Regions from separate parts of the Mus musculus genome. Here regions 2, 3, 4 and 5 are each linked to region 1. The links are chromatin loops, found by intact Hi-C in ENCODE. Cell type or tissue: gastrocnemius. All regions are shown on one strand. Each heading gives the region's core, and the rest is flanking DNA. Links, peaks and the distances in the headings are about the cores only. Region 1 holds the start of Cdc26 (cell division cycle 26). Region 2 holds the start of Alad (aminolevulinate, delta-, dehydratase). Region 3 holds the start of Fkbp15 (FK506 binding protein 15). Region 4 overlaps Fkbp15 (FK506 binding protein 15). Region 5 holds the start of Hdhd3 (haloacid dehalogenase-like hydrolase domain containing 3).

What was found. Hi-C counts contacts between places; a loop is a spot of excess contacts. Peaks named below come from ENCODE experiments on the same cell type or tissue, not always from the same donor. Only the 100,000 strongest peaks of a DNase experiment are listed, where the experiment ranks them.
Region 2: it touches region 1 in a loop (3-fold over the local background); 10 of 42 quality-filtered maps call a loop at or near these places.
Region 3: a loop joins it to region 1, with 2.3 times the contacts of the local background. A loop is called at or near these places in 20 of 42 quality-filtered maps.
Region 4: a loop joins it to region 1, with 2.2 times the contacts of the local background. A loop is called at or near these places in 10 of 42 quality-filtered maps.
Region 5: a loop joins it to region 1, with 5 times the contacts of the local background. A loop is called at or near these places in 15 of 42 quality-filtered maps.

What each region holds. Positions count from the first base shown.
Region 1 is chr4:62,404,398-62,410,444 of GRCm38, forward strand. Cdc26 (cell division cycle 26) reads right to left here and starts at 4,228. Exons shown (of 4, transcript NM_139291.4): 1 at 4,155-4,228; 2 at 59-155. Prpf4 (pre-mRNA processing factor 4) reads left to right here and starts at 4,386. Exons shown (of 14, transcript NM_027297.3): 1 at 4,386-4,504; 2 at 5,178-5,355. The coding sequence starts at 4,478. In gastrocnemius, for the core only: a CTCF peak has its summit at 3,401 (motif pointing right); DNase peaks (open chromatin) are centred at 1,799, 3,477 and 4,324; H3K4me3 peaks cover 2,778 bases; H3K27ac peaks cover 2,468 bases.
Region 2 is chr4:62,516,409-62,522,455 of GRCm38, forward strand. Alad (aminolevulinate, delta-, dehydratase) reads right to left here and starts at 3,655. Exons shown (of 12, transcript NM_008525.4): 1 at 3,452-3,655. In gastrocnemius, for the core only: no CTCF peak of the experiment used is centred there; DNase peaks (open chromatin) are centred at 2,436 and 3,591; H3K4me3 peaks cover 2,375 bases; H3K27ac peaks cover 3,363 bases.
Region 3 is chr4:62,358,215-62,364,261 of GRCm38, forward strand. It overlaps Fkbp15 (FK506 binding protein 15), which reads right to left and starts at 2,382. Exons shown (of 28, transcript NM_001045528.2): 1 at 2,156-2,382. The coding sequence starts at 2,208. Slc31a1 (solute carrier family 31, member 1) reads left to right here and starts at 2,487. Exons shown (of 5, transcript NM_175090.4): 1 at 2,487-2,629. In gastrocnemius, for the core only: no CTCF peak of the experiment used is centred there; a DNase peak (open chromatin) is centred at 2,409; H3K4me3 peaks cover 2,769 bases; H3K27ac peaks cover 2,198 bases.
Region 4 is chr4:62,341,276-62,347,322 of GRCm38, forward strand. Fkbp15 (FK506 binding protein 15) reads right to left here. Exons shown (of 28, transcript NM_001045528.2): 3 at 4,782-4,866; 4 at 4,233-4,302. Among named protein-coding and RNA genes, the nearest start is that of Fkbp15, 16 kb to the right of the region's middle. In gastrocnemius, for the core only: a CTCF peak has its summit at 2,919 (motif pointing right); no DNase peak of the experiment used is centred there.
Region 5 is chr4:62,499,265-62,505,311 of GRCm38, forward strand. It overlaps Hdhd3 (haloacid dehalogenase-like hydrolase domain containing 3), which reads right to left and starts at 2,936. Exons shown (of 2, transcript NM_024257.1): 1 at 2,894-2,936; 2 at 1-829. The coding sequence starts at 673. In gastrocnemius, for the core only: no CTCF peak of the experiment used is centred there; a DNase peak (open chromatin) is centred at 2,996; H3K4me3 peaks cover 1,598 bases; H3K27ac peaks cover 1,471 bases.

The DNA of each region.
Region 1 (6,047 bases), core at 574-5,573:
GTGACCATTCCTAGATATTATAACCAGCTGGCTTAAATCTCATGAAAATTAAACTTACCAATTCTCAGGTATCCACAGGATCTAAGGGTCCTCAGTGGGTAAATCATTCATTAATCAGATGCTTCCTATGCTGAGATTAAAGTCACTATCGAAATCTGTGAGAAAAACAGACAACACAACAGACCAGGCCAATCTTGTGTCAAAACAGAACCCTAAGGAGGGCCCTCCAACAGCACCGCACAAGCGTCTAACCTAGGCTGGCTGCTTGGGAGTGACTAGGGATCTCAGCTCCCCCTGGGATCTGAAGGGTAGGCAGACAGACTTAAGACCAAAGAAGTTCAAAGTCATTTCACATGGCGAATGAATGTCTGTGTCAGAACAAAAATGTTAAGCTGGCAGCACTCTGTAGAGTGGGCCCTGCCACTCACCTGGGCAGCAGTAGAGCTGGTCTGGGTGACAAAGGCATGGGTGAGCCAGTCCCTGAGGACATGAGGAGAGCTGACCCTACTTGCTGCTGGCTGTATCACTGGGTAAACTAGCTGGGCAGTGTTTGAGAGTTCACCCTGGTGGTGCAGGTACAGGTGAGCTGACGGGCTGATCAACTCAGCTACCTCCCAGGACCAAATCTAGGGCTTGGAGTTGGCCCATCCCAACATCTACCCCTTCTATGATCTGTGGGCAGGTCCTACAGATCCAAAGTTGCAGGATGGGATCTTCATGACACAGGGCAACAGCATGATATCTGAGAGGAGTCCTAGTGAGGTTCCAGTACAGATAGTGTAGCAAAAGCCAGAGGCCTTAGAATAGCCAGTGACCCATTGAAATGAACATTTACAAGTTTAGATGTGTGGACAAAAGTGTATACTATGTGACGCACCATGACACACTACAGGTTCCATGACAAATTTTGGTTTATTCTATCTTATTTTATTTTAGTGGCGGGAGTAGTTGCAAGGGTAGAGGGTGGATACGAAGGGACAGGGAGACGAGTGGGATTGGGGTGCCTGATGTGACATTCAAAGAATCAACAAAAAGCTAGGCTGACCTTAGTACTGTTGAAGGTATCGTCTTTATATCCTCTACAGTATCCATGATAAATAAAGTTTTGGAGTAAACTGAGCTACACAACAATAGAGAAGGTGAAACTAACTTGTCGGGCAGTGAGAGGTAGCCTGGTCCTCAGTTGAGCTAAAAAGGCTTTGAAGCCCTGGGGACCCTGAAGAGATGGTAGGTAGGACCTTCGCCTGCTCCCAGGCACCAGGCCCCTGTCACTAACTGCAGTCCCCCATAGATTTGTGGCCATCAGTCATGTAAGGGCAATGCCCCAAGCCCCCCACCCCCAACATAGATGAGGCATCACTAACATCTCAGACCAAGACAAGAGGAAAAGAAACGTGACCACCATAGGATCAAGCCAGATCTCCATTCTAATGAGTTGCCTAAAGGCCTGGAGGGCATAAGCAATAAGCTTTCCTTCCCAGACACTCCTCCCTGCAAAATGTATTTAACCTCAGGCCCACCCTGAGAAGTGGGGGCATGATTTTATACATCCACTTTCCTCTATGACAATAAATGCCTTACTACTATGGACTGCCTCTTTTCATCGGGATCCACCATGGGGAGCCATGGAGAAGGCCTTCGACTATAGAGCCACTGTCTAGTCCTGTAGAAGGCCTTTCTGCACTCCCAGCCACCACTGCCCACCAAGCCCAAGCCCAAGCCTGCAGTCAAGCCAAGGACTCTCCCCGTGTGACCAGCCATTGTTCCCCTTCCCCCCACCACACACAGCCAGCCAGCTGCTCCCCCACTCCATTCTCAGCTCTTCTGGGGCTCCCAGCGGGGCCTGGATGTTGGAAAGCCTGAGAACCGACCACCCCAGCCTCATCACAAGCAGGCAGACCCCCAAACCAGCTCCCACTGTTCCATGCCTCAGACTGCCCGCTTTCCCACCAGCAATGTCCTGGGGCTTCCCTATGGCCCAGCACCAGCCCTGAGCTGGCATGAGGTAAGTGCAGTCAAACTCCCTGTGTCCTGCCTCCCCAAGCTGCAGAGCAGACTCAAGACCCACAACCCTACACTAACTTTTCTTAAGTTCTAGACTCTACCATTATTGGGTTTTTTTTTTTCACTTTAGTAACTAAAAATTTTTGCCTCTTAAAAAAATTATTTAATTATGTATTGGGTGTTGGTGAAAGCACACAATTCACAAGCATCGGTCAGAGGACAACATCTGGGGTCAGTTCTCTCCTTCTACCATGTGGGGCATCACACTTAGCACAGGTTCCTTTACCCACTAAACCGTCCCACATTCGCATTCTTTGTATTATTTTAATACAGACACCTTGGGAAACTTGAAAAATTATTCCAGTTTTATAAAGTTGAAGCAAACAGTTTAGTTAATATCAGAAGCCGGGCAGTAGTGACACACACCTTTAATCCCAGCACTCTGAAGTCAGAGGCAGGAGGATGTCTGTAAGTTTGAGGTCAGCCTGGTCTACAGAACATGTTCCAGGACAGCCAGGGCTACACAGAGAAACCCTTCTTGAAAAACAAAAAATGTGGGCTGGAGAGATGGCTCAGCAGTTATGAGCACTGATTGCTCTTCCAGATATCCTGAGTTCAAATCCAGCAACCACATAGTGGCTCACAACCATCCGTAATGAGATCTGACACCCTCTTCTGGTGTGTCTGAAGACAGCTACAGTGTACTTACATATAATAAATAAATAAATCTTTGGGCTGGAGCAAGCAGGGAGAGCGGGGCCTGAGCAAAAAAAAGAAAAACAAAAAACAAAACAAAACAAAAAAAAAGCTAAATCAGCATTCTATAAAAGTTACACATAGGGGCTGGAGAGATGGCTCAGTGGTTAAGAGCATTGACTGCTCTTCCAGAGGTCCTGAGTTCAATTCCCAGCAACCACATGGTGGCTCACAACCATCCGTAACAAGATCTGGCGCCCTCTTCTGGAGTGTCTGAAGACAGCTAGTGTACTTACATATAATAAATAATTTAAAAAAAAAAAAAAAAACAAAGTTACACTTAGACCACTAAAATAAAAAGCTAAATGATAGTGATCTACATGAAAGTTTTGCTATAGTGTGCATTCATAGAAATTATTATTGCGTGCATCCAGAACGAAACAAAACACTACAATGTATAGGAAACATTTACACTTCTCTCAGGAGGCTTAGCACAGCAAGGGGTGATCTAATCAAAACACTGGCCCGTGACATTTCAAAACTGCTTTATTCTATCAGATACTACTTTCTACCAGATCCTTACGTAGAGAAATGGAAGTCAGCTCCAAGGGGGAAAGGAAGAAACACTTAGAAAAACAACAACAACAACAATAATTCCCTACTTGCGAGGGAACTTTCTGAAAGCCTCACCACTAGAGAGCAATAATGAGTACGAGTTAAAAGCGCGGCTCGGCGGCTCGCGACCTGCCACGTTACTAATTCTACTACTACGGCTCCAGAACGACCTTTTCTCACCAGAATGTTTTTTGGTTTTTTTCGGGCTTGTACTCTTGTCCGTGACTGAGATGACTAAAACAGAATAAGCTCGTTGCGCGTAACTCGGCATTAGTAAGTCCTCGAAAAGGAAGTGCTCTTCTAATTGGAGTTGTTCGGGGCAGGGCCTTGAGTGTGGAAGTGAGTCTGTTCAGCTCGGCAAACGCGCATATTTTTGTAACCCCCACAACTTTCATGTAAGGATTTTTTTTTTAAAAAAAACCTTATCTCTGATGGCCTAACATTCATTGGAGCTACTACTGCTGATATGCTCTTTATCTGGAGCCTTCATGGACCCTTTATTTCAAAGAACACAGACAAAGAATAGGCTGTAGACAAGTAAACCCACAACAAACTAGGCCGCAGCTCCTCCACCACATCTCTATTTTAGCCTTAGAAGGTCTTAGAGTTTAATATCTTCTTGAAGCCCAAACTGATTACGTAGCCACCGAGTTACGAGGGGCCCCCGAAGGACTTCCGTCGTGGACAACAGTCCTCTTTCCCAGCTCCAAGGCTGCAGAAGTCTAGGGAGAGATTTCCATGGCAACACAGGCCTCAGCTTCGAAATGGCGGAAGGCCTCCCGAAGGATAACAGAGACCCTCGTTTTGTTCCAGATTATGGTTGCGATCCGCAAACCTACCTCTTTTCAGGCCTCTGCAGTTCCCCAGAACCTCAACTCCCACCATGACTCCATTGCTGCGCAGCCCAAACTACACCTCCCAGGCTGCTCTGCGCCTCTCTTCCCATGCTCCTCTTCTCCCGCGAGGTTGTGTAGCTCTGTAAGGCCACGCCCCTCGACTCCAGCCGACCTTTGGCAACTACCATTCCCAAGATACTTCGCACGTAGTACGTTTCTGATACGTTTCCGGCCAGTGACGCACTTCCACTTTGCTAGGCGCGCGGTTCCCGGTCTGAAAAGTAGAACGCGGATTTGGCTAGGGCCTCGCGTCTCCGCCGCCCGGCATGGCCTCCTCACGAGCCTCCTCCACGGTACGGAGCTCTGGATCTAAGCTCAGGCCTGCCCTAGAGAGGCCGGGGGTTCCCGTGGGAAAGGGCCGTTACCTTACGGGTCTGGGCCGAGGAGGAGGAAAGCTGAGGGACCCTAGTGTGGACCTTAGTAGCCTTTTCCTGATGTCTTCGTGTGCTGCAGCTCTCTTTGCACTGCTCTTACTTAAGTCCTGAGCAGAGACCACTCTTTCTGGCTGCTCCAAAACACGGTGCTTTGGAATCGGGTTGTGTCCTGACTTAAGCTGTCCGACTCGTACTTACTATGATGAGGCTTCCCAACTTGTAATCGGCTCTGAAAGTATTTGAAATGTGTATTCCAGTCACATCGTGACTTGGTGCACCTAGAGCCACCCTGATTGTTTAGGTTGTTTTTAGTGTCTGCCCAGCAGTGAGAAGTTATTTTCGTAAAACCGGAGATTGCTTTTCCAGTCGATTAAAGTAACGGGCCCCAAAACAACCAAGACACTTCAGGCAGAAATTGATTGGTCGTATTTGTGTGCCAAACTTAACAAGAGCCTTAACTCGCACAAAGTCAGTTTCGACTTTCTCCTCTAGTTTTGAGAGGAAAGAAGATGAAAGTGCAGCGTTAGCTTCATTCTTTTGGGAAGCATGGTTTGCTGGAACTAAACCTTAGTCCGGGTCTTTGATTTAACAGACAACCAAAACCAAAGCGCCTGACGATTTAGTTGCTCCCGTTGTGAAGAAACCACACATCTACTATGGAAGCTTGGAAGAGAAAGAGCGGGAACGCCTGGCCAAAGGAGAGTCTGGGATTTTGGGAAAAGAAGGACTCAAAGCCGGCATTGAAGCAGGAAATATTAATATAACATCCGGTAAGATGCAAATTGCAGGTCATTACCCCCACACACACACCCTTTTTTAAACAGTGCTGGGAATCCAACCCGGGTTTTTTTTTTTTTTTTTTTGCATGCTAGGCAACTGTTCTGCCACTGAGCCATACATTTCCATCTCCCCCCACCCCCCACAGTCTCTTACCTTTGACCTCAAACTCCTCCTGCCTCCTTCCTGGTCGCCACCATGTACTTTTGATGATTCAATATTCTGATGAACACCTTCCCAAACCACATAGTATTAGGTTTATAGGCCAAAACCTTCTATTGGTCTGGGGAGCTAGTTCAGGTGCCAAAAGCTTTTCTCTGTGACCATTAGGACCTGAGACTGAGCCCCAGAACCCATGTTTTTTTACTGGCTTGTTTTTCCTTTTTCTAAAAAAAAAAAAAAAAAAAGTCAATGTGGTGGTACCTACTTAGAATGAAATGTTGGGAAGACATACTTGCAAACGCGTGCAACCTTACCCTTCTGTTTTCACCTTTGAGCCTGTGACTTTACCTGCTTGACATCATCCAGTGAGTGGATTTCTTGTATTCTCTACAGTTCCTTGCAGGAATGACTCGTGGTCTCTGTAGACTTCTTGAGTGGATTTGTCTTTGGGAGATGTAACCTAGTTCTGGCATTGGTTTATAACTGTTTATAGAATTCTTTCCTTTACTTTTCTAGGGTTTTT
Region 2 (6,047 bases), core at 671-5,670, 110 kb after region 1:
GCTACTAAGCAGCCAAGTAGGAAAAGAAAGGAAAGGAAAGGAAAGGAAAGGAAAGGAAAGGAAAGGAAAGGAAAGGAAAGGAAAGGAAAGGAAAGGAAAGGAAAGGAAAGGAAGAAAGAGAGAGAAAGCCACAGACAGTAGAGGCTGGAAGGCTTGAATCTCTGCTCCTCCAACAAAGGGGACATCAAGAGGGGGCACTACTCACCAAAGTCCTACAGCAAATTACCAGTGAAAACAAGCCCAGAACCCAGGGGATCCTTCAGTGTGCCTGGCTGTGCTCCCACTCTCTCAGGCTCCTTCAGCTCCCTCCCAAGCAGCTCAGGGGCCCACCTTATCCCCTTTCCCTCCTTGCTGGGGTTGAGGTTATCAGGAACCACACAAGGACCAACCCTGCCACCACACCCCTGGGTGGGCCAGCCTCTTCACAGGACACAAGAGAGGCCAAGCCTCCTTAGAGATGTTCTGGCTCCTAAGTAACACACTCAGCACATTCGAGAGTTTATCTATATAGACTCTTTGTGCAGAATTTGGTTCTCACATCTGCCAGGAGGTTGCCCTGAGATGTACAACTATTTGCTCAAAATGACATAGCTGGTTAATGATAAAGCCCCGAATCTGAATTTGTGCTGGACTCCAGTTGGTCTCCCTCTACCTAGGTGCAAGGTGCCAAAGGCAGTACTTTATCTCATTGAAGTTACATTGCGAAATCAACATAACTCTTAGCAATTATGAAATAGAGGCTCAGAGAGGTTATGGAACTCGCTCAATGCCATTCTGGATTGGAGTCAGGTTTTGGAACCAGGTGCATATTCTGCCCCAGAATCATCTCTGTAGCAGGCCCTGGCTTCTGGAGTCCACACCTGCATTCCCTGGCGTTCACTCATCTCCTTTAAGAGCTTAAGGGAGCAACGCTGATAGGCCATCTGCCCATAAGTAAAACTTGGAGGGCCACGGAGGAGCTGCGCTGCCCAGATTTTACTTCAGGGTAGCTGGGAGGGGAAGGAGGGGAAGAGAGGAGAGGCGTGTGCAGAGGCGCACCTCAGCAGTTCCTGGTTGCTTGTGGTGGGGAACCCCTGGACCCCTACGCTCCACCACTGAGTTACATTCCCAGCCAGAACAGTCCAACTTTGATTTAGGCTTTGTTTGCTTGCTTTGTTTTGAACTTTTAAGGGCTTATTTTATGGCTAGGAGTGTTTTGCTTGCATGCATGCATATGTATCACATATTTGCAATGCCCACAGAATTCAGAAGAGGTTGTGTGGTCCCCGGAACTAGTGTTGCTTATGGCTGTTGAGTCAACCAAACCCAAGTCCTCTGTGAGAGCAACATGTGTTCTTGATCACTGAGATATCTCCTGCCCGGATGCAGGTTTTTATTTTGGCCACTAGATGAAACTGAAAGAGACGTTGGTGCCGACTTAAAAGAAAAAAAGCTCTATTCAATCCCTCACAGTTTGATAGGAGAAATGAAGGGATGGAAGGCCACCTGAACTCACACAGTGAGTAAGGCAGAGGTAGGGACTAGCCTGAGACTTCCAGCCCAAGGCCCTGTACTATACAGCGTGTGATAGCAGATGCTTAATGAACGTCCATAGAGTGGGAAGGTGCCCAGAGTTGCTTCTGTTTTATAGAACCAATTCTAGATCAGGGTTTTTCTTTGAGAGAAGTCCTTCAGAGTCTGGAAGATTTCCAAACATGGGCAGGGCACTTTCCACAAATTAAGGGGGTTTGCAAACTTGAGCTTAAACCCTGTGCCTCATACAGTAACACAGGGGCCTAGGAATACAGGAACACAAGACCACAGGGGCCCAGGCTACCTTCTCTCCCATTGTACAACAGGTTCACTCTGCTAGCAAGCTGTACAAGGTATTGCAGAAACAACTGTTTCTGGGCCAAACAATCCCAGAGTCGATTCTATAACGACGGGCAAGGCCTTTCAGATCCTCCCCCACTTTTTTTTTTTCTTTCAAGATTTAAAATGTGCTGATATTATCAAGCCTGCGTGAAGATCAGATTACTGATGAGGTATGTCTAACACCACGGTAGCAGCGGCAAGTAACGCTAAATGTATGGCTAGTGCTGAGCTGGGATGAGTAGGCTGTACTGTGTCTGACCCTTCGCCACACCTAGGGAAGGACATACATTCCAGCCACTGCCTGAGGTGAGAGAGGCTAGCCGCCCTCCAGCAGCACGTACTAGACAAGAAGGAAAAGGAACACTGTAGTTTCTTAGAGACACTGCGGGGTAGCTTTTCTGAAAGACTGTAAAGGTCTCACCTCCCTTAGGAGGTAGCATCCCACAACCTGGGAGTGAGACTGCCACTGGGAGCAGCTGAGAGAAAGCTTCAGAGCCTGGGCTCCCAGGTTGTACCCCACAAAGAATTCCGGAGGCTGTGCTCTTGGCATAAATAGTAGTGAAGTGGTGCCAGCTCGAGCAGGCTCTGCCCTGGCTAGGGAGGAGACAAGTCAGGAGGGCCAGCTAGGTAGAAGGTTCAGAGCTGGGAAATCTGAAGCCCAAAGAGGCCCAGGAAAGGCATCTGTGGGCAGTTCTGAAAAGGTACTGCCCGGTGGCTCATTTGCATTTCCTGCACACTCTAGCTGCCACCTGCCACGGTGTTAGGAGGGGTTAAAGAAGAGACCTTAGACCTCATCTAGTGTGGGCGCTTAATCCCCCCTGCTGCCCGGGTCTAGACATTTCAAGCTAGGAGTTGCCTTTCCACAGACTGCTAAAATATTCTGGCTGAGAGCTTTTACATCAAACAACTGTAAAACTGAACTCGAGAAGGGCAGGTCTCATACAGCAGGTCAGCTATAAATATGGTCCAAACTTCTGGAGTCTAGCAGCCCTCAGTCCTCACCAGGACTTTTGGCATTAGAAGGACAGAGTTCACACGTTATAGTCCCAGTATGGAAGAGGCGACAGAGATTCCAGGTGAGAGTAGGGGAAGAAAGGTTTAACCTAGACCTGGCCACGGCTGGTAGCAGGGTGGTTAGTATGTGACTTTGGGATTTAAAAGGCATGGGGACAAATTCTTGTTTCAAGCTGCATGACTGCTTTTCTTCTCATGTGGTCTGGGTCTTAAGCGGATCTCAATGGATCGTTGTATGACTGAATGAGCAGAAGCAGGAGAGACCTAGCACAAGCGACCCTTATTGTTTTCCCCACTTCTCCAGCCTGCCAGACAGATCGCGCTCTGCAGAAACCGAGGCTACCCCTGAGGCCTCCGAGAAAGGGGGCGGGTGGAGCCCATCTTTGAGTCCCGAATCCCGGACGCAGCAAGACCTTGTAGCGGCAAGAATCCCGCCCACTCTAGTAGGTGCATAGGGACAGCGTCTCCGCTACAGCGTCAGAGCTTCGGGAACACAGCGCCATAGGGGTGCACCTCACCTTGTTCTGGGGTCCCGTCCCCCTTCAACCCGCCACTTCCCAGAGGCCGGCGCCTGCTCACGTACCAAGGACGCTGCTCGCCGCCGCTCCGAGCCGGGCTCTGGACACCGCGCTCTCCCGCTCTAAAAGCGCAAGCCCACGTGGGGGCGGGGCGGCTCACCCGGAAGCGGCTCCCGTACCGCCCGCCCCTCCGGGAATGCAGCTTACGCTCCCTTCGGGGCAGTCTCCGGATCACTGGTCAGCTCGCGCGGCCAGATCCACGCTGAGCGGGGCTGGAATCTTGGCCAATCCAGAGTTGCCCGAGAGCCCGCCCGTCTCCCCGCCCCCCAGCTCGGGTCTCACTTGAGGTGGGAAGGCCCGAGGGGGTCCACGTGGGCATTCGGAGCCTCTGGGAGGTGCCCTGGCTTGCAATCCGAACTCATCCCAGAGTTCACTTGACGGTCTATTCTCAGCCCGGAGCAAAAATTGACTGCGTTGCTCACTGGTAAAAGAACAATTGGATGTCAACGGCATTAAAACACCTCGGTAATGCCTAACACCGCGGGTAAATACGTTCAGCAGCAGACTGACTGTCTAGATTTATTTATTCTATGTAATTGATTATCCAGCCCCTATCTCATGGGTTGAGAGATATGAAAGACATTGGAAAAAAAAAAAAGCCGAGAAAACTAACCATCCAAGTATGCTAGGAGATCAGGTTTATCTACAATGGATACATTAAAATTTGGAGTATAAAAGGGAGTAAATTTGGTGGTGCATGCTTTTAATCTTAGCACTAGGTGACAAAAAACCAACCAACCAAACAAACAAACAAACAAACAAACCAAACCCAAAACAAACAAAACAGAAAACAAACAAACCAAAAAACAATTAAAAAAAGAAAAATTCTGACCAAAGGTCTGGGGAAGACTGGAGCGTGGGGTCTAGAGAGGTTTATGGGGCTTTGACAAAGACTTGAGAGTGGCAAGGGCCCTCTTTGTGGAGGGAGCCTTGGGGAATGCTCACTAGGGAGGAGGTGATAAAATTATTTTGGAGGTAAAAGTGGGCAGTTGTGTAATAATACTGTAAATGTTCTAGGTACCACCAGATCTTCATTTTAAAAATGTTTAAGATCTGTGAACTCATCTTGGTTTTCAATAATTCACTAGAAAAATTGAACTTAAAGTTGTAACAAGAGAAGCTGGGTGAAGGGTATGAGAGTGTTGTAGCTTGTCAGAAAACCCTCACCCACAAAGAGCACAGAGACCACCATCATTGCAAAAACTCATGAGGATTTTACTTATCCAGCATGTTGGGGACTCCCCTCTCAGCTGGCAGGCAGGAGGAGAGACCCAGAACAAAGAAGGAACACACTTTTTATACCTTTGTAAGGGTTGGATATAGGCACCAGGGTAGTTTGGCTTATTTTAATTGGTGTAGCCAATAATCTTTTTAGACATTGGTTGGTTTATGTAGGGTGACTCTTATTTTGTCTGTCCTTGTGTGTGTTTTAGTGAGGCGGGGCAGGAGGATTGTTAATTTTGTTTTTGACCGTTAAAACTATGTTTCTATATTTGTTTAGTCAGCCAGCTTTTTATCTGGCTCTGTACTTGGCCTGCTAGTACAGTTTGGAAAGTCCTTTTGAAGGGGGAAGGTACAGGGTAGTCTTGAACTTATTTTTGGATATTACAACAGGGAAAAAACTTATGGAAGACCTCAAAGATTCTTTCCAGATGTTGTATTCCTTACTTTTAAATCCAAATCTCCATTCCCAGAAAAGGTTTCTTCTTAGAATGTTAAAGTCTAGTTAAGGGATTGAGCAGAACAAACCAAAGACATGGAAGAATTTGGTTTTCGGTTTTGTTTGAACATGCTAGCTAAGCAAGCGCTATGTCACTGAGCCCCTTCCATTCTTGACAGCCTTATGGCGGAGATTAGATGGTAGGGTGAGCCCTTCTTACACAAGCCTTGAATAACAGGTTTAACTATGGATTTGATCTCATTGAAAGCAAAGGTATATTCTAGGAAGATCTACTTGGTACTTAGTACATACAATTGAAATTGAGTTCAAAGGACGTCACAGGATTACAAATGGGCCTTGAAGGGTAGGTCTAGCACCGTGCTCTTGGGAATTAAGAAACAATGTTTCTTCTGGGAAGGAAAAGGCCTATTATTAACCAAAGGACCACTGCAGTTCTTGGTGAATTTTGATTTATAAATTTTACTTATGACTTGAGAACTGTGTGTACTGGAGAACATAGAGCTGTGGTTAATAGCCGGGTGTGGTGGCGCACGCCTTTAATTCCAGCACTCGGGAGGCAGAGGCAGGTGGATTTCTGTGTTCGAGGCCAGCCTGGTCTACAAAGTGAGTTCCAGGGCTACACAGAGAAACCCTGCCTCGAAAAAACCAAAAAAAAAAAAAAAAAAAAAAAAAAAGAGCTAGTAGAGGCAATAGCAATGTTGCTTGATGAGAATACTTGAAAGTACTTAGAACTTAATAAGTGAGAGCTAGCCGGGCAGTAGTAGCACACACCTTTAATCCCAGCATTTGGAAGGCAGAGGCAGGTGAATTTCTGAATTCGAGGCCAGCCTGATCTACAGAGTGAGTTCCAGGACAGCCAGGGCTACAGAGAGAAACCCTGTCTCAAAAAACCAAAACAAACAAACAAACAGAAGTGGGAG
Region 3 (6,047 bases), core at 300-5,299, 46 kb before region 1:
TCAAATCCAATTCCTCCAGTGCTCTCAACCACCAAGCTACCTCTCCAACTCATTTTTCCTAGTCTTACTCTTAAGTTTGATTCTGTTTTCCTAGCTACTACCGGGAACAAAATTTATTTTTTCCTAGCTACTACAGGGGACAAAAATGTATCTGTGTGTAGCTTTCTCTGTTGAGTCTTTTATCATCAAATTGTCTGTTTTCTATGCCTAGGACCCACAATCATATGTGTAAAGTATCTTCAATTCTTAGTTAAGCCTTCCTGGGAAAGGAGATTGATTCCTTGGGTAAGGAATCAGAAGAGCACATGACTGTCACTGTCTGCCTCGTCAGCAGCAGATTCTTTGATGCATGAAAGTTGGAAGCCTTAAAATACCTTCATAAACTGTCTTCAAATATTCTCACATACTAAAGATTATGAAATTAAAATATACCTTGAGACTGGGTGTGATGGCACATGCTTTTTTAATCCCATCATCCAGGGGGAAGACAGGCAGAATCCTGTGAGTTCAAGGTCAGCTTGGTCTATATAAAGAATTCCAGCCAGGGTTTCATAGTGAAACCATGTCACAAATAAATAAACAAACCTTGAAGATATTCAAAAGGCCCCATACACAGGCATACATAAAACAGGCTGTAGCTGAATGTCCAGCCAACAGCAGCAGAGGCTGTAAATGTTTTGGATAACATAGGAAAGAAAGGATACAATGCCCAGTCAACTCAAAAGTAATGGAGCAACTAAATGAATTCAAAGTGGGGCTAAGTGGGTGCAGGCATTCCCAGGGGTCCCGGGAGAATGTGCTGGTCAGAGAGAAATGCAGAGCCACTCACTGGGTGTCAAAAGATCTTAAGTACTGAAGACCAAATAAGAGGGGCTGGGTAAAGTGCTTATTGTATTGAGTTCAGATCCCCAGCAACCACAAAAAAAAAAAAAAAAAAAAAAAAAAAAAAAAAAGACAAGTGTGGTGATGGATGGATACTGGGAGCTTGCTGGACAACCAGTCTAGTCAAAATGGAAAACTCAGGTTCAGTGAGAAAACTTGTCTCAAAAACTAAAGTGGAAGTGTACAGAGAAGGACCCCTGATACTGAACCTCTGTCCTCAACAAAGATGTTCACAACATGCATACATGCATACATCTCTCTCTCACACACACACACACAATCAAAAGAAAGCCAGTCATCTTATGGTCACTCCTGTATTGACTGCCCAGTATTCTAGGAGACTAATCATTATTGGTAGGATGATGTGTCAGTCATTCTTAAGTAGGTTCATCACTATGCACAAAACTTGTAAAGCAGGCGTTCAAAGAAGGGCTGTGCAAAGATGTGAGCTTTGCAGTTAACAAGTCTGAAGGGAGACATGAGGTCCACTAGGACAACGCAAGGGAAAACACTGAGCTAATTATTAAAGGGGGGGGGTGGGGTGGATCTAGCCTGCCGTTAAAGACTTCTCTCCCAAGATGGCATATATGATGTTTGAAAGCAGAAGAAAACGAATAGTCTTTCCCATTGGCGTTACACCTTAGGGCTTAAAAAGCATAATTTCGCAGGCACTTCGTGAGCAATCAATGTGCACCAGGAGTTACTGTTCTGAGACCTAGACAGAAATGAGCAACCATAAGCAGTTCAGTCAGGGCTTAGATTTCAGTAGGTTCCATGTGCTAAGGCTTGTGGAAATATGGAAGATGAAGCAGACTATTCCTCCCGGGACTGTGAAAGCAAAGAATCACCAAAAAGGTAACCTCTGAAGTAGGCTTTGAAGGATGCCAGAGATGGCCCACCAGGTCCTGGTTCAAAGTGTCACCATCCTGTTCTCGGGGAAGAGAAAGTCTCTTGAGTTTACAGCTCGTATATTTATTATAGGAGCTGACTCCTATATAAACTCCGAGGCAAGCAGTCTCCCCAGCAATCCTCTCCATTTCACTGGAGAAAGTGTGATTCACAAAGCAAAAGGGTGTCAAGGGAGGTTCCAGTTCCTGAACCCAGACGGGCCGAGGTGACACCGCTACTCAGAATGCGAAGGCTGAGCGGTGGAACGCGCCGAGGGTCTGTCTAGACCCGGAAGTTGGGAAGCGGCCTGAGAAGAGCCCGACCCCTGCAGCCACCGCGCCAGTCTCTCAGCCCAGCGCTCGGGTCCCGTTCCTCAATCACTCACCCGCCGCTTGGCGAGAGGAAGTCGGTGTCATCCTCGTCTCCGGCACCGAACATCACGTCGGCTTTCGCCCAGCTGAAGGGAGGAGGAAGTTGGATGTTCCCAGGGCCTGTCACCGCCGGTAACGTAAAACGCCGTGGCGGCGAGCTGCTTTCCGGCAGGACAAACTCTCTCAGGGTAGTGAGGCCCAGAGGAGACCCAGCGGTGGAGGAGGTGGAGCAAAGGCAAATGAGGAGGTGAGCTCCCAGTGACGCAAGGCCTCACCAGCCCTCCGAGGAGGTGGAGTTCCTAGGTTCTGAGCGGTGATTGGTGGGATCACCCAGGGGGCGGGTCCAGGGCGGGAATCCGCGGCCTTTACTGCGGTCGTGGGACACGTCGAGCCGGGCAGTAGTGGCGGGGGCTTGGTAGAAGTCCGTACCGGACTAGGGGATCCAGTTCTGAGAGGAAGACTAAGGCGGCGGGGCTTACCCTGTGAAGGTAAGGTCACTCCCCTCCTTTTCCCAAACCCGGCGTGTTCGCTGTCCTTTTCCCTCCCGAACCCTGGACCCCCCGCAGCTCCCTTAAGCTGGGCGGAAGGAGAAAGAGCCCCGGACTAGAAGTCATGGGATCTGAGCCGAACAGTGGCAGGGATCTTACAGCGACATTGCTGTTATGACCTTAGGGCAGGGTGCTCGGTGCCTCAGTTTCCCCATCTACGCAAAGGACCGCGTGTCCAGTGTCTCCATATGCGCTTTTTCAAGGTTTTAAATCTCTGAAATCATCGAGTCTGATCCGGGTCTCTTCGTAATAAACTGATCTGCAGGCAAGAAGACAGAAGAACTAGCCACTTGGGTGACTAGTCCGAGGTCACACAGAGTGAAGAGCAGACCTGGTCCTTTGTATCAGGGTTTAGAGAGCTGATGAGTGAGGAAGCCTGGCCCTTAACTAGACTGTGTGGCATAGGACTTGGGAAAGGACCCTGTTTCTAAAGTCCAGATAAGAGAGGTCCAGAAGAGCTGGGATATTCGGGAGGGTGGATGATGGACGAGACTTTGAAGGTAGAAAGTCCTCAATCCAGTTTTGCTGAGCTGAGTTTTGTTGCCAAGGTTTTAAGTCAACATTGGTTGTCGCTGACTTTTCTGCCTCCAGTTTTCGCCCACTCTGTTGCATGTCTTTCTTCTATATTTCTTTGGTTAGCCTGTTTTGTTTTTGTTTTTGGGTTTTTTTTTTTTTTTTTTTGAACGATCTTGCTTAGCCACGCTGTGGCTAAGCAGATAGTGTGTCCCAGTGTCCATTTCCACAGTTCTCATTGGAGTTCTTTCTGGTTTTCTTCCCAGTCAGGTTGATCCTGTAAGTGTCCCTTTCCGGAATGTTTTAGTCTCTTCTGATGATACTAAAGAGATTGGAAGCTCTCTCCCAGAGAACTTTGTACCTCTTGGCACTTCCCCTGTGGGGCTTTTTATTACAGTTTTTGAACTACTAACTTGTAAGTCTTCTTGCCCACAGTGGATTCTCATTAATTTTTTATTAGATTGAATAATATAACTTAGCTTTGTTCCCTTGTTCCTTAATTTACTCTCGGTTTTTTTTTTCCCCCGTGCGACCCAAAGAGCCAAGCAGTGGCTCTTGTCTTTTATAGGTAGCTTCCAGAAAGATAAAAATGCTGTACTGGCTGTGAACTGTCTGGGTTGCTTGGTCTCTTTTGTTCATTGAAGGTGACTGTACTATTGTCTAAAACTCCAGGGGAGGGGGAAGGGGAAATAGTGTAGTTAGAAATATTATATGTTACTTACAATTTTTGTGAGTAAATTATTCCTGTTTATCTGAGGATAAGGCTGCTGGCCTGCTTCCTGTGTTTATTTTACAGATTAAGATGGTTAGAACAGTGAAATCTGACTGGTAAAGCAGTGATACACTGGAATCTGGGTGGTAGGACTGGAGCCTGTAGCAGTAGCTCTGTTTAACTTGTGAAATTGAGTGGGTAGGAATGAATGGATAAGTTTATTCCAGGAACGCTTTCTTTATTTTTATTTTCTTTCTTTTATTTTTGTTTATTTATTTATTTATTTTTGAGATGATCTATTTATGTAGCTCTGGCTGTCCTAAAACTCATTATGTAGACCAGGCTATCCTGGAATCTCACAGAATTACACCTGCCTATGCCTCTCCAGTGCTGGGATTGAAGACTATATCACTATACTGGATTTTAACAATTCTTTAAAAAAAAAAAAAAAGTGAGCAAAACCCAAGAAAGTCTCAGAGCTCTTTCCCTGCATTCTGTGGGGGAGGTGCCTCTCTGGTGGGTGTTTGAAATGTACAGGTGTACAAGAAAACGGGAACTAGCCACTTGGGTGACTAGTCCGAGGTCACACAGAGTAAAGGGCAGACCTGGTCCTTTGTATCAGGGTTTAGAGAGCTGATGAGTGAGGAAGCCTGGCCCTTACCTAGACTGTGTGGCATAGGACTTGGGAAAGGACCCTGTTTTTTTCTTTATTTCTTTTCTTTTTTTTTTTTTTTTTTTGGTTTTTCGAGACAGGGTTTCTCTGTGTGGTCCTGGCTGTCCTGGAACTCACTCTGTAGACCAGGCTGGCCTCGAACTCGAACTCGGAAATCTGCCTGCCTCTGCCTCCCAAGTGCTGGGATCAAAGGCATGCACCACCACTGCCCAGCTAGGACGCTGTTTCTTTAGGTATTCAATAACCCTAAAACTGGTGTGTGTGGTGATTGGGTGAATTTCATTAGCAACATAAGAAAGGGAAAGTTGGAAATGGGTCTTCCTCAGTCTTTCAGGCTTAGAATTGGAAATATAAAATCAGGACCCTGATAATGCTGTCTCTTGTGAGGCTATGCCGGGGCCTAGCAAACACAGAAGTGGATGCTCACAGTCAGCTATTGGATGGATCACACGGCCCCCAATGGAGGAGCTAGAGAAAGTACCCAAGGAGCTAAAGGGGTCTGCAACCCTATAGGTGGAACAACAATATGAACTAACCAGTACCCCCCAGAGCTCGTGTTTCTAGCTGCATATGTAGCAGAAGATGGCCTAGTCGGCCATCACTGGAAAGAGAGGCCCATTGGTCTTGCAAACTTTATATGCCCCAGTACAGGGGAACGCCAGGGCCAAGAAGTGGGAGTTGGGTGGGGGGAGGGTATAGGGGACTTTTGGGATAGCATTGGAAATGTAAATGAAGAAAATACCTAATTTAAAAAAAAAAAAAAAAGGAAATATAAAATCTGGTGCATCTGGAAAGCTAGTCTTCCTGGATTAAAATATCCAGATGACTACTATTGGAATTGGAGTCAGGAGACCTGAATTCCTGTCTCCCAGCCTTGAACTCACTGAGTTTGGGCCAGTTCCCTAAACACCTTAAAAAAGGAACAGATCATTCCCCAAAAGATTAACTAGGAAACAGCAAATTTAATAATTCCTTTCAAGTCAAGTTTGCAAAAGATAACCTTTATATCAGGCAAACTGATATTAATCTCCTCCAGTGGTAAAGAGATATGGATTAAATGGAGATTAAAAATGTTTCTGTAGTATTCTATTCACTCAAGTTACTAAAAGCAGAAATATTATAAGACAACTAGAGAAACTTCACCTGAGAGTCTACTGTGTGTAATGCTAGATTTTGTGTAGGTAGTAAATGAACCCTCTAAGAAATTACTGTAGAATATCAAAGGAGGAAAAGATCATATCTCTTCAGTATAATCTCAGTCATTATAATCCAGGGAAACTGGATGGAAGTGTTTGGGGTTTTTTTGTTTGTTTGTTTTGGGGGTTTTTTTGTTTTTTTGTTTTGTTTTGTTTTTTGAGACAGGGTCTCTCTGTGTAGCCCTGGCTGTCCTGGAACTCACTCTGTAGACCTGGCTGGCCTCGAACTCAGAAATCCGCCTGCCTCTGCCTCCCAAGTGCTGG
Region 4 (6,047 bases), core at 307-5,306, 63 kb before region 1:
CACAGATCAACTTCTCTATAGTTAAATTAGTGCAAACAACCTACATCTATTGATTTTTTTCCCTGCTTCTTTCACTTACAACATAGACTAAGCCTTGTTACTTTGTTTGTCAGTACTTGATTCGATACTGTCAGTTATACTATTCTATGTGAACATACCACAACCTATTTATCCACTCTCCTAGTCGTGGCTATTCAAGTTGTGTACAGTTTGAAACCATGACGGATAACACATCTGTGAACTTTCTCCATGTCTTGAGGAGGACATGGACATATACACCTCCTTCAACCTAATGAACTTCCTTCAAAGTATCCCACAGTAACAATCTACTGGCAGTGATGCTCTCAACTTAAGATTGTTGGCAGATTTATTTTGCCCTTATTTCTTACAGATTTCTTTCTTAGCATAGATTGCACAAAGAGGGTCAGGGCTAGAGCATGTGCTTAGCATGGTCATGAGTAAGAAAAACATAATGAACTTCGAGGGCTGAGCTCATAAAGCAAGTCAACCACAAGAAGACCAAGACCGCTTGATTCCACTTACACGAGGGTCTAAGACAGTCAGACTCAGCGATAGCGCATTGGAGAATATGAAGGAGGAGCAGCAGGGAGATGAACGGTTACACCTTAATGGATGGCTTATGTTTGAGATTATGAAAAAAATGAGAACAGTGGTGATAAGTACTTAGTACTGGACATGTCACTAAAGCCACTGGAGCCGGGTTGGAAAGACAGCTCAGCAGTGAAGAACACGGTTGTTGTTCCAGAGATCCTGAATCCAGTTCACAGCACCCACAAGGTGGTTCATAACTACCAGTAACTCCAGCCCCAAGGGCTCCAACACCCTCTTCTGGCCTCTTCTGGCACCAGGCACACATGCAGTACACAGATATACATGTAGGCAAGCCACCATATACATAAGTAAATACAAAATAAATTAATTTAAAAATAGCCACTAGACTGTGTACTTAAAATGTTAAACTGCAAAATTTTATATATAAAAAATATATGTTACAGTTAACCTCCATGGATTCTAGTCCTATAAATTTAAACATATTTTTCTTATATTCCTTAAATAAAATAGCAACTATTTATGTAGCATTTACATTGTATTAGATAGTACAAATAACCTAGAGATGATTTAAAGTTTATGGAAGGATGTACAAGTACAGCCCTCTGCCACTTTATATAAGGAATATTATTTATATCACATACATAATTAGTCTATACCACAGATTTTCTTATCTATATGTAGGAAAGGACCCTGGAACCAATTTTCCAGGGACTTAGGGACAACAGTGTGTATTATATATGGATTAAACAAGCAAAAACATCCAAATAATTAAAATTCACCCTCTGGGCTGGAGACATGCTGGTTCAGCAAGAGGAGCCTCAAAGTCATGTGTAAGACTGACAACTCTAGGGAGCAGTTACTTACCTCTGTTTTCCGCAGGAACCTGCACATTCTCACATGCAGACACAAATATATAAAAATAAATGTTTTTTAAAAGATGAAATTAGTCCTTAGAAATTCGGGGAGCTGTGAAGGCTGCTGTGTGATTTTATGTGAGATATTTATTTTATTTTTCAAAGTGAAGGGTTGATCACCCCAGTCCCACCATAGCCTGTACTGGTTGTAAGAGGATTAGACATTATTAAGAATTGGTTTGCTGGGGCTAGAAAGGTGGCTTGGTGGTTAAGCACACTTAGGGTGCTCCTGCACAGGGCCCAGGCTCCTAGTGTCCACACGTGGCTCACAAGCACCCTAACTCTGCTCCAGAGGCTCCAACACCCCTTCTCACTTCTGTGGGCACTGTGCACTCAGTGCACAGAAAAGCAATGCAGGCAAATATTCATATACCAAAGAAAATAAATAAATCTTTAAAAGAAATTTTAAGAACCAGTCTACCTCTGAGTTGTCCTGATTCTTACTCATGCAGGACCTTTCCAAGCTTTTGGCTGAAAGCCTAGAAAGTCTCTAACTCCTTGGTTCTTAAAGTTTTAATCAACAAGGATTTTTAGCTGAATTCTTTAGCTACTTCCCCATGAAATTCAAAGTCTGGTAAATATAGGGAAAGGAAGATAGTTGCTACTTGTTGCAGGTTCTCTCCCTCTAGAAGTGTCTCTCCTGTGCACTACAAAGCTGCAGAAATTGTTCTGACTCTGGTAGTACCTGGACTTCTAAACCACCCCTGAATTCAACAAATGTCCCACGGGGATACCGCTGTTGAGCTGCAAGACTCCAGATTTGTCAGTTTCTCTTTTCTCAAGCAGTCTCTGGTTGTGTCATACCTGCTGCCTACACTACACCTAAACCAGCAATGTGCTCAGGACACAGAACGGAGACATCTCACTGTTGGGGTTTTTTCTCTAAGATTTTAATTTCTCTCCCCTTCATCATTTCTACAGCTCTCCAGTGAGTTTTTTTTTTGTTTTGTTTTGTTTTGTTTTCCCAAATAACTTTACAATATAATTGTTGCAATTTTTCTTTTTCTTTCTTTTTTAAGACAAGGGTCTCACTATGTAGTCCTGAACCCTCTCTGTAAACTAGGCTGACCCCTGAGCCCACAGAGATCCTCCTGTCTCTCAAATCCTGGCCACCACCCAGCTACCAGCTCCTACTCTTTATTTAATGTGAATGAGTGTTTTGTTTGCATGTATGTCTGTGCACCATGTCTGTACTTTGTGTCTGATGCCTGTTGAAGTCAGAAGAGAGCATTGGATTCCCTAAAACTGGACTTACAGATGGCTGTGAGCAGTGGTGTGGGTGCTGGGAATTGAATCTGGGTCTTCTGAAAACACAGTCAGGGCTCTTAACTGCTGAGCCATTTCTTCAGCCCCCATAATTTATTTTATTTTTTTGAGTATAGATGTTTCCCCTGCATATATGTCTGTGCATTACATTCATGTAGTACCTACACAAGCCAGAAGAGGGCATAAGGTCCCCTGAATTGGGATTACAGATAGTTCAGGTCCCCTGAATTGGGATTACAGATAGTTATGAGCCATTATGTAGGTGCTGAGAACCAACCCCTGGTCCTCTGGAATTGCAGCTGGTACTCTTAACCACTAAGCCTTATCTCCGGCCCCTTATCTACTTTCTTATAATTGCTTCTCCAACCTATCACCTCTTTCTGGCAGTCAAGCATAGGGGGGTCTCAAAACCAAAGTTCTAGATAATAGTCCTCAGCATCTGCTAACACACAACAAGAGACATACATCATTTGCTTCCCGATGGGAAGATGAAAGATTTAAGAGACACAGGAACCAACTGCAATGGGTAACCTCACTAGATGCTGATTCAAATAGAAGTGTAAGAAAAACAATAATAGAGAGGAAAAAGAGAAATTTGAACACATCCTGACTAAAATATTCTGTTTACTTTTTCAGTAAATAGCATGATAATTTTCTTTCTAAGTATTTCATCTCTTACAATTATATGCTAAAGCATTTACTGCTGAAATTGTATATTGGAGATCTGTTCAAATTAACCTGAGCGGTAAAGAGAGAGGTGAGGATCGGGTGACCGATAGAAGACTAATGGCTGCAAGAGTTTAGGTCTGATACTCATGGGTAATACTGAAGTCCCACTGACTTGAAGACTGAGTGTTGGCCATTATATCAGTCACCATGGGCAACTAATCTTAGCTTTGCGTTGAGAATGGCAGAGCAGCCATTCTGTGTCTCTGGGCCTCTAAAATACTAGAATGTCTTCTGTCTGGTTCAATAATCTCTAACTCAAAATTCTGGAGTGGTATTTGAGCTGGATGTACCAACACAAGGAAGTCAGGCCTGGTGGCATTTAGTGACATCCACTATACTTCACCCTAATACCCTGATCAACTGCTCAGCCTTATTTTCAGGCTTCAAAGGATAAATATTGGTCTTTAACATAGGCAAAACGATGGAATGCACTGACAGAATGACGAATGATCATTAGCTATCCAACAAAGAGCATCCTTGACTGTTTACTCTAAAGCTTTCCAGCTCTTACACTAGAACCGTCACAAAGGAGATGTCTAAAGCAAGCATTCCGAACAACAGCACTTGTTTTAATGCATAACAGTAAGCAAACTAGGGCCATCTACTCAATCCTAGTCATACACACTCAGTTATCATCAGTAGACATTCTTATCATCTAACACATAAGTCTCTATCCAACAGATAAGAAACAGACCCGAGGCATTAACAATTCTTGGGATGTGGCGTATAAATCAATGTGGGTCTTCTCACCTCTCTGCTTGTGTGGTTCCCCAGGACAGCCGCTCCAAATTTGCCCTGCTTTGCATATTGACCATTTATGCTATTGAAACAAGAATACAACAAATATCAGAATCCCTTTCAACCATGAAGAGCCAGTTCTCTGATCTGAAACAGCTAGTATTTGGTCTTTAGGAAAGGTGAGAGGTGGGCAACTTTTAATCTAAAGTTCTTCTGCAACTTCTATTTCTTTGAGACAGGGTCTCATTGGTACAACTCTGGCAGATCTAGGAATCACAGAAAACCTACAGACTCTGCCTCTCAAGTGCTGGGATTAAAGGTGAGAGCCATCACACCCAGCCCCAACTTTTTATTCTTCAGTCATCTATTATCCATAGTATCCCTAAAATCTCAGAAAGTTGCTGTGGAGGGCCCAAACATTAACAACATAGACAAAATAATGCTGAGTTTCTCTGAGGAACTAGGCTACGATGAGCACAGGCTTCTGAGGAAGGACAGGAACTGCAGCCGGCTGGTCCACAGCCTCCCCAGCTCTGAGGGCTTTCTCTTCCAACTACTTACTAGCGGTATGCATGCACTGCAGTGGCAAACAGCACTGAGGACGTGCCTGTGGTAGCTGGGGCTGGCTTTGGTGCTGTCTGATTTCCTGAAGATGAAGAAAACAAAGATGCCATTCATTTTTTTTATTTTTAACCTCAAAACTAGCCTCAAAAATCCCACTTCATGCTTTACAGTTAGTGTAACAATGCTTTCATTACCACTATCCTCATTGGATCCAGAGATAGCTCTGTGGCCTTGTCAGGTACTGAGGAAACAGACTCTAAATAACAGTAGATGAGGCTAGACTCACACTAGCCCCAACATCATACATCAGACAAATTTTCTGGCTATACAAGAAGTCTAGAAAACAGACATACTTTACTACTTTCTTTTCTCTTTTCAATGCTCTGATAGCTAAGGTATATACAAGTAAAGCTATTTCCTCTCTAGTATCAGGAATGTAGGGTGATAGTGTAAACAAGAGTTCCTAGGGGGAACTCTAGCTGATACTTCCTACAAGGCTGATCAACTGATTAGAAGGCCAGTAACTTGTGGAGGTAGGAATGTTCTTGTAGGTTCAGACCCCAATTACGACCTATCCTGGGCTGTCTTCAGCCCCTTAATAGCCCTCCCTTGCCCACTCCTATCTAACAGATGGAGCCTTTTGGAATCTATTGACTTAAAAAACCACTAGCTTCCGCAAACCAAAAGGCTAAGAATGTCATCAGATAGCATCTGAGGCTTACAGCAGAGATTTTTCTCAGTCTGTTTGAACCTCATGTCTCCACCACAGCAGTGAAAAGTGTCTTGATTTGTTACTCTGTTTGTTCTGTACCCATAAAACTTGACCAAGCTGTTACCATATTGCAACATGAGATTTGAGGAGACCTCAATCTGTGTTCCTGGACCACAGTGGCTCATATTTGGCCTCAGAATAAATTCTTGTCCCCTTTGAAGTGATGACTATATTTTTACATCAACACTCAATCACACTCATTGCCTATATCGATCAAGGGCTTTATATAATGTTTTAAAATAGCATATTAAGAGTAAATTGCAGCAGGTAGAGGTGGCGCATGCCTTTAATTTCAGCCCTTGGGAGGCAGAGGCAGGTGGATTTCTGAGTTCGAGGCCAGCCTGGTCTACAGAGTGAGTTCCAGGACAGCCAGGGCTACACAGAGAAACCCTGTCTTGAAAAAGAAAAAAAAAAAAAAGTAAATTGCATTTTGATATTGTTTTGGTTTTTGTCTGTCTCTTTGTCTGTCTGTCTAATGGAGACAGGGTCTC
Region 5 (6,047 bases), core at 404-5,403, 95 kb after region 1:
CAGAATCTCTGACTGCAGAGTCCAGAGGCTCTGAGCCCGCTACCAGGAAGCTGTGCATGCCCACAGCCTGAGACCCCTGGTAATCACAGAGGTAACTATCCCCCACGTGGGCCGCCACTGCAGGTTCTACACAAGCGCGCTGCAGAGCCTCACGGAAAATCCGTGGGTCGGGTTTAGGACAGCCCACAGCCTCAGAAGTCAAAACAAAATCAAAATGTTCTCGCAGGCCAAGGCCTGTTAGGATATCCTCTAGTCGTCGGTCAAAGTTGGAGACCACTGCCAGCTTCAGACCCCGCTTACGGCACCCCTTCAGGGTCATCTCAGCCCCCTCCAACACCTGCCAGGTGAAAGGGCTGCTGAAGTCTTCGTATAGCTGGTCAGCAACTGGAGTCATGGCCTGGGCATCTGGGACCCCTGCTAGGCGGAAGGTGTGTAGGACCACGTCCTTCCACCATTGACGGGAAGTAAGGCCACGGCTCAGGCCATAGTTGGGGAAGTTGTGGCTCTGAGCCCGGTATGCCTGCCTGAAGGCTTGTTCCACGGTTATGTCTTCCACCACCACTCCATGGGCCCGGGCCTTGCTGGCATATTCCTCCCCGACGGGTCGGCGGAGCTTGATCAGAGTATCCTTTACATCCCACGTCAGCAGACGCATCTGCAGCCGGTGTGCCATGGAGATCAAGTTCAGTGCAGATCCCAGAATCAAAGGAGCTACTGAGCTGGTTCAGGCCACCCCTCTACAGGCTAACAGTGGCTCTTTTCCAGGCTGTGTAGGTCAGAGGGGTAGGCTGTCCCAAGGCACTTTGGAAATGGCTTTCAGCACAAGATCCTGGAATGAAAAATCGGTAGGTGAGGTAGATGCTGAGGCCCTGCTGTCAGAGACTGGCATCCTGGTGTACCAAGTATGTGACCGGAGGAAGTTACTCTAAATACCCGTGAGTCTCATCTGGAAGAGAAGCACGAGGGTGCCCACCTCACAAGATCTTGGGGCTGGAGCTAGGGTTGTGGCTCAGCTGGTTAGAGTGCTTGTCTAGTACACATAAAGCTAGGTGTGATCCCCAGATGGAATAAAGGAGGCATAGTGGCAGGAGGAAGAGGCAGGAGGATCAGAAGTTCAAAGTCTTCCTTGGATATATGGCAAGTCTGAGATTAGCTGGGCTAAATCTGGCTTAAAAAGTAAAACCCAGGGCTAGAGCGATGACTCAGTGGTCAAGAGCATTGGCTGCTCTTCCAGAGGACCTGGGTTCAATTCCCAGCACACACATGGCAGCTCACAACTGACTGTGACTCCAGCTCCAGGGGACAGTCCCTCACACAGACACACATGAAGGTGAGAAAACAAATCATTTAAAAAAAAAAAAAAAACACCCAATGGAAAATTTTGGACTAAATGAAATAATTTATGCATTTGTTTCAAAACACATTTCTGGACATCTTATGAGTCCGATGTTGGGGAATAAGACAGTTTTCCATCCCCTGTGGCATTTCTAGGTATTAAATACTAAGGGTTTCTCTGTAGACCAAAAACCTATAAAACAAGCACAGTGAAGTTGGTATGTGCCATGAGGCTATAAATCTGGAACCAAAGTCAGTCTTTGAACTCAGGGAATTTCCTTAGCAGGTTGAGGAATCCCGAGGAAAGAACATACAGAAAAAATATATATAAACTTCCTTGAGGCTGGGCAAAGTCTAGTGCTCTGGGCAGAGCTGAGCTCAGGTGCATAGCCCTGTAGGTCAAAGTCAGGAAGCAGTTATGCCTGCCATTATCTGTATGTGGTTTTGCCTCCATGTATATAAGTGCACCTCCGTCACGCCTGGTGCCTGTGAAGCCAGAAGAAGGTGTCAAATGCCCTGGAACTGGAATTTCAGACATTTGTGAGCTGTCACATGGGTGCTGGGAATCGAACCTGGGTCCTCTGGAAGAACAGCAGTGCTATTAACTTCTGGGCCATCTCTCCAGCCCATGACCCTTTTACAATTATTAGAAAATGGTGCCCTTGTTTAAGAAACCCATATTTATATTTGAGTATGCTTGACTTTCCTCAGAGTCCTTCTTTCCCCCCTAACCCTCATGCTTAATCCTGCATTAAAATGTTATTAATAAAATTTCCAACTTGGCTTCATTTAAAAAAATTACTAGTAATGTCAAAAAAGAGAAAGGTTCCTGGAGACTCTGACCAACAACATAACTGGTGAGGAGCTGGTGGAACCAGAGAGGGGCTGTGAACCTGCCAACAGCCTGGATTAGAACCCAAATGTCCAGACTCTAGCCAGGGCTGCCTTTGCTTACCCATGTTTATATTCTTTTAAAAGTTGGATTATGTTGAGCCTGGGAAGAGTGGGACAGAAGACAGTCCGTTCCAACTTGGCTCTGAGCTGCAAGTTCTCCCTGGAGTTATTAGTGCCAAATACCCAACTGTCAGTTCTCTGCCTGGAGTCAGAGACTGATTGCAGGTTTGTCTCCAGACAGAGGGGACTGCTTAGCTGTGTCTTTCAATCTGTGGGGTCCGGGGTTCATTCAGAATGCAGCCAAACAAAACAGAGGTGAGGAGGGGTGTGGGGGCGGGGCGCGTAAAGAAATGTGACAAAGAAGAGATTTAAGTCAGCTCGAAATAGTGAGACAACTTTAAAAGGGCTCTCATCGAGCAGGTAGGTAGGCTGAGGCCCAGCCAGGAACCAGACTGGTTCCGAAAGTCCTCTGGATGTCTCAGGACAAAAGTCATAGCGGGGCTGGGGCTCCGCTGCAGGACTGACTACCCTAAAAGCAGCGGGACGCGAGACTGGAGCCTCCGGGGCCAAGTCCACTGCTGGCTGGCCTCCAGCGTCCCCAGCTCGACTGCACGGATTCCCACGGTTTAGCACCCTCCACCCAGCCCCGGGCCTCCGCACCCACCTGGCTCGGGAAAAGAGACCTGAGACGCAGCGGCTGCTCCACCGGCTCTATGTAGGCGATCAGTAGCTCGCGACCCTCGGACTTGCCATTGATTCTCGCCCCGCCCCACTCTAGGCGTCACCAAGCTCCTCCCTCGCGCCCGTCACTCGCCACGCTGAGTCTTGGGCCTCTTGTCCCTTAGGTTACCCCGTAGCTTCCCTGCTCCCTGTCTCACGCCCTCTCACCGTCCCCTGGCTTCTTAAGGTCACTGTCTCACCCCTCATCACGTTCCTCCCCACTGCCCTTATACTCATTATCACAACCCAGGTGTTCTCTTTGCTTCTCATCTCTATCCCCCGGCCCCCGCCTCCGTGGGATGGAGACACTTAGGGGACCTAGACTAACTTGGGAATGGCAATGGCGGGGAGTGGGGTTAGGGCTCAGGCCGGCTCCCCAAACGCAGTGAGGACTCCAGCAAGGCTCTGTCCCTTTCTGTTCTGAGAGACCCCAGTTGGTTCTAGAAGGGAACTTCTTGTCTCACACACACAGTTTGTTGACTGCAATAACCTAGACACTTGGTTTTAAGATAGGGTCTCACTATGCAGGCAAACGGGTCCTGAGCATCTTCCTGCCTCAGCCTCCCAAGTGCTGGGATAATGGGCGTGCCACCGCCGTGTCTGTCTAACCTAGTTTCTCTCTGTAAAAAAACAAAAAACAAAAAACAAACAAACATTTAAAGGAAAGAAGAGTTTCCCTTTAAATGCGGTTTTCATAACTGAAATACACGTTTATATTCAAAAGTACCGTTGAAAGCAAAAAAGCAAAGCTTTCCTCTCAACCTAGTTGATTCGTGAGGTGCCAAGTAAGCACCTGTATTCTGTGTCTGACGCGTGGATAGAGCAGGAAAATGTCAGTTTCCTGCCTACGCGAACATGGGAGGATCAGGCAAAAACCAAGTTCATAACGGAAATGAGCTGTAAGTGCTGCCAAGGAATTGGCTGGGGGGCAGGGGCAGGAGGGCTTCCCTCTGCTCTTTTCTTCCCCTCCCCCACAGGTACCCTCTTAAAACATCTTCTGTTATCTCCTGGCTCTGTGGACTTTAGATGGACTCAACTCCCTCTCCCTGGGCCTCAGAAAGCAAAGTGCAAAGTCACAGAGCAGTCAGCTCACCTGCCAGACTGGTTTTGCCGAACAAGCTTGCTCCTCAGAAATGGAGGTAGAAAGGATAGCCAGGACATCAGAGGCCCACCTGTTCTTCAGAGAATCCTGGAATCCCTGACTGTATCTCTTTTCAGGGTCACCTCAAACCTAAGCCTGTAGGTTCTGATTCCAACTCTGCCACCCTGGAGACTAGACACGAGTAACTTAGTAAAGCTAGAATCCAGGCTAGCTTTAAGTAGATTTCCAAGATAATCAATGTCAGCTGCCATTTGGTAGGTCTCTCCATGTGCTGTTGGCACAGTGACAGATGGTTGATATCAAGTCAGATCACACAGAAAACCTCTTTGAGCATTTAAGAAGATTCTTTTCAGGAGAGAAAACAGACTTCTAGGTGCTTAAGGGTTTTGTTTCAGGTCACATACTACACAGCACGCTGCCCATCTCCAAAGAGGGTTTGCCAGCGTGTATTGATTGGCTCACCTGGGCCAATGACCTTGACCTAACTGTTGGGCCACTAGAATCTACTTTTTATTGTCTCTAGGTTAGCAGCAGCAAGGAACAATACACAGATAAATAGCCTGGGATGTCATAGGAAAGATGGTGGTGGTCTTTGATATTCTGAATCTAGCTTCTTTTTGATTTGCAGCTTCAAAGCTGGGTACACTTAGCCAGGTGTGGTGGTAAACCTGCAAGTCCAGTTAGGAAGCCGAGGCAGAAGTTACAGACCAGCCTTGGCTATGGAGCATGATCCCATTTCAAACAGAAAAACATATGTACCCTTTAATGGATGTTTTCATCCCATAACTCAGTTATTAAAATCCCCTGACAGTTTCACCCCTTGGTCCATCGGAGCCCCCTGGCTTCTTACTCTGCAGATGCTAGCTTGTGGTGTTTTCTCTCTGGGAAATCAAATCAACCCCTGACCCTTGTTTGATTTTTCAAGATAGGGTTTCTCTGTGTAGCCTTGGCTGTCCTAGAACTTACTCTGTTGACCAGGTTGGCCTTGAACTCAAAGATCCAAGTGCTGGGATCAAAGGCATGCACCACCCCCTGGCTGGGAAATAAAGTTTCTTATATGAAGTATTTTCCATCCTTGAGTCTCCTGTTGAAGACACAGGGAAACCAAGGCAGGGCACAACTGCCAACCACACATCTCTCATTACTTTGAATTTTTCATTTACTTAAAAATTTTTTTCAGTTAAAACAGAAAAAAATGTCTACACTGGGTGTGGTGGTACATGTCTTTAATCCTAGTATTCAAAAGGCAGAGGACAGGAGGACATCTATGACTTTGAGGACAGCCAGGGATACATAGTAAGATCGTATCTTTTAAAAAGTAGTTTTTTTTGAATTTTCACAATATGAATATATACTCTTGTGTCTGCTATCCAGATCTCCCCTCCAATCTAGATGCCTAGAACATCTCTGTTTTCAGTTGTTTATCCCCCAAATGGTAGCAAGAACCCCCACCTTGCCCCTTTTTTGATATAGGATTTCATATAGTAGCCCAGAAATATGGGGTTGCCCTATTTCATTCACAGCAATCCTCCTGCTTCAGTTTAAGTGCTGAGATATAAGCATGAGCCACCATGGCCCACTTCTTTGTGTGTGTGTGTGTTGCTGGGATTGAACCCGGACAAGGTGAGTACCCTTCTACCACGGACCTGTCTCCAGCCTCTCCTAGGTTCAATTGTAGTTTCACTTGTTTGTGAGCTGGGTATATGTTGAATCACAGCAGGCATGTTCTTCAATCTTCCTTTGCATCTATGTTTTATTAATTATTTTATTAATGTTAATCCATATCACACTGTGTGGCTGTCTCATTCGTCCATTCACAAATGAAGTACATCTCACTGCTGATGGACATTTGGGTTAGTTCCAGTTTGGGTGGTCACACATATCAGAAAACATTACAAATGTGTCCCAGAGAGCATCAGTATACATTATCGATAAGTAACTAGGTGTGGAAATCCAGGTACCATCAGTGTGTTTCATTTCAGTAGATAGAGCCAGT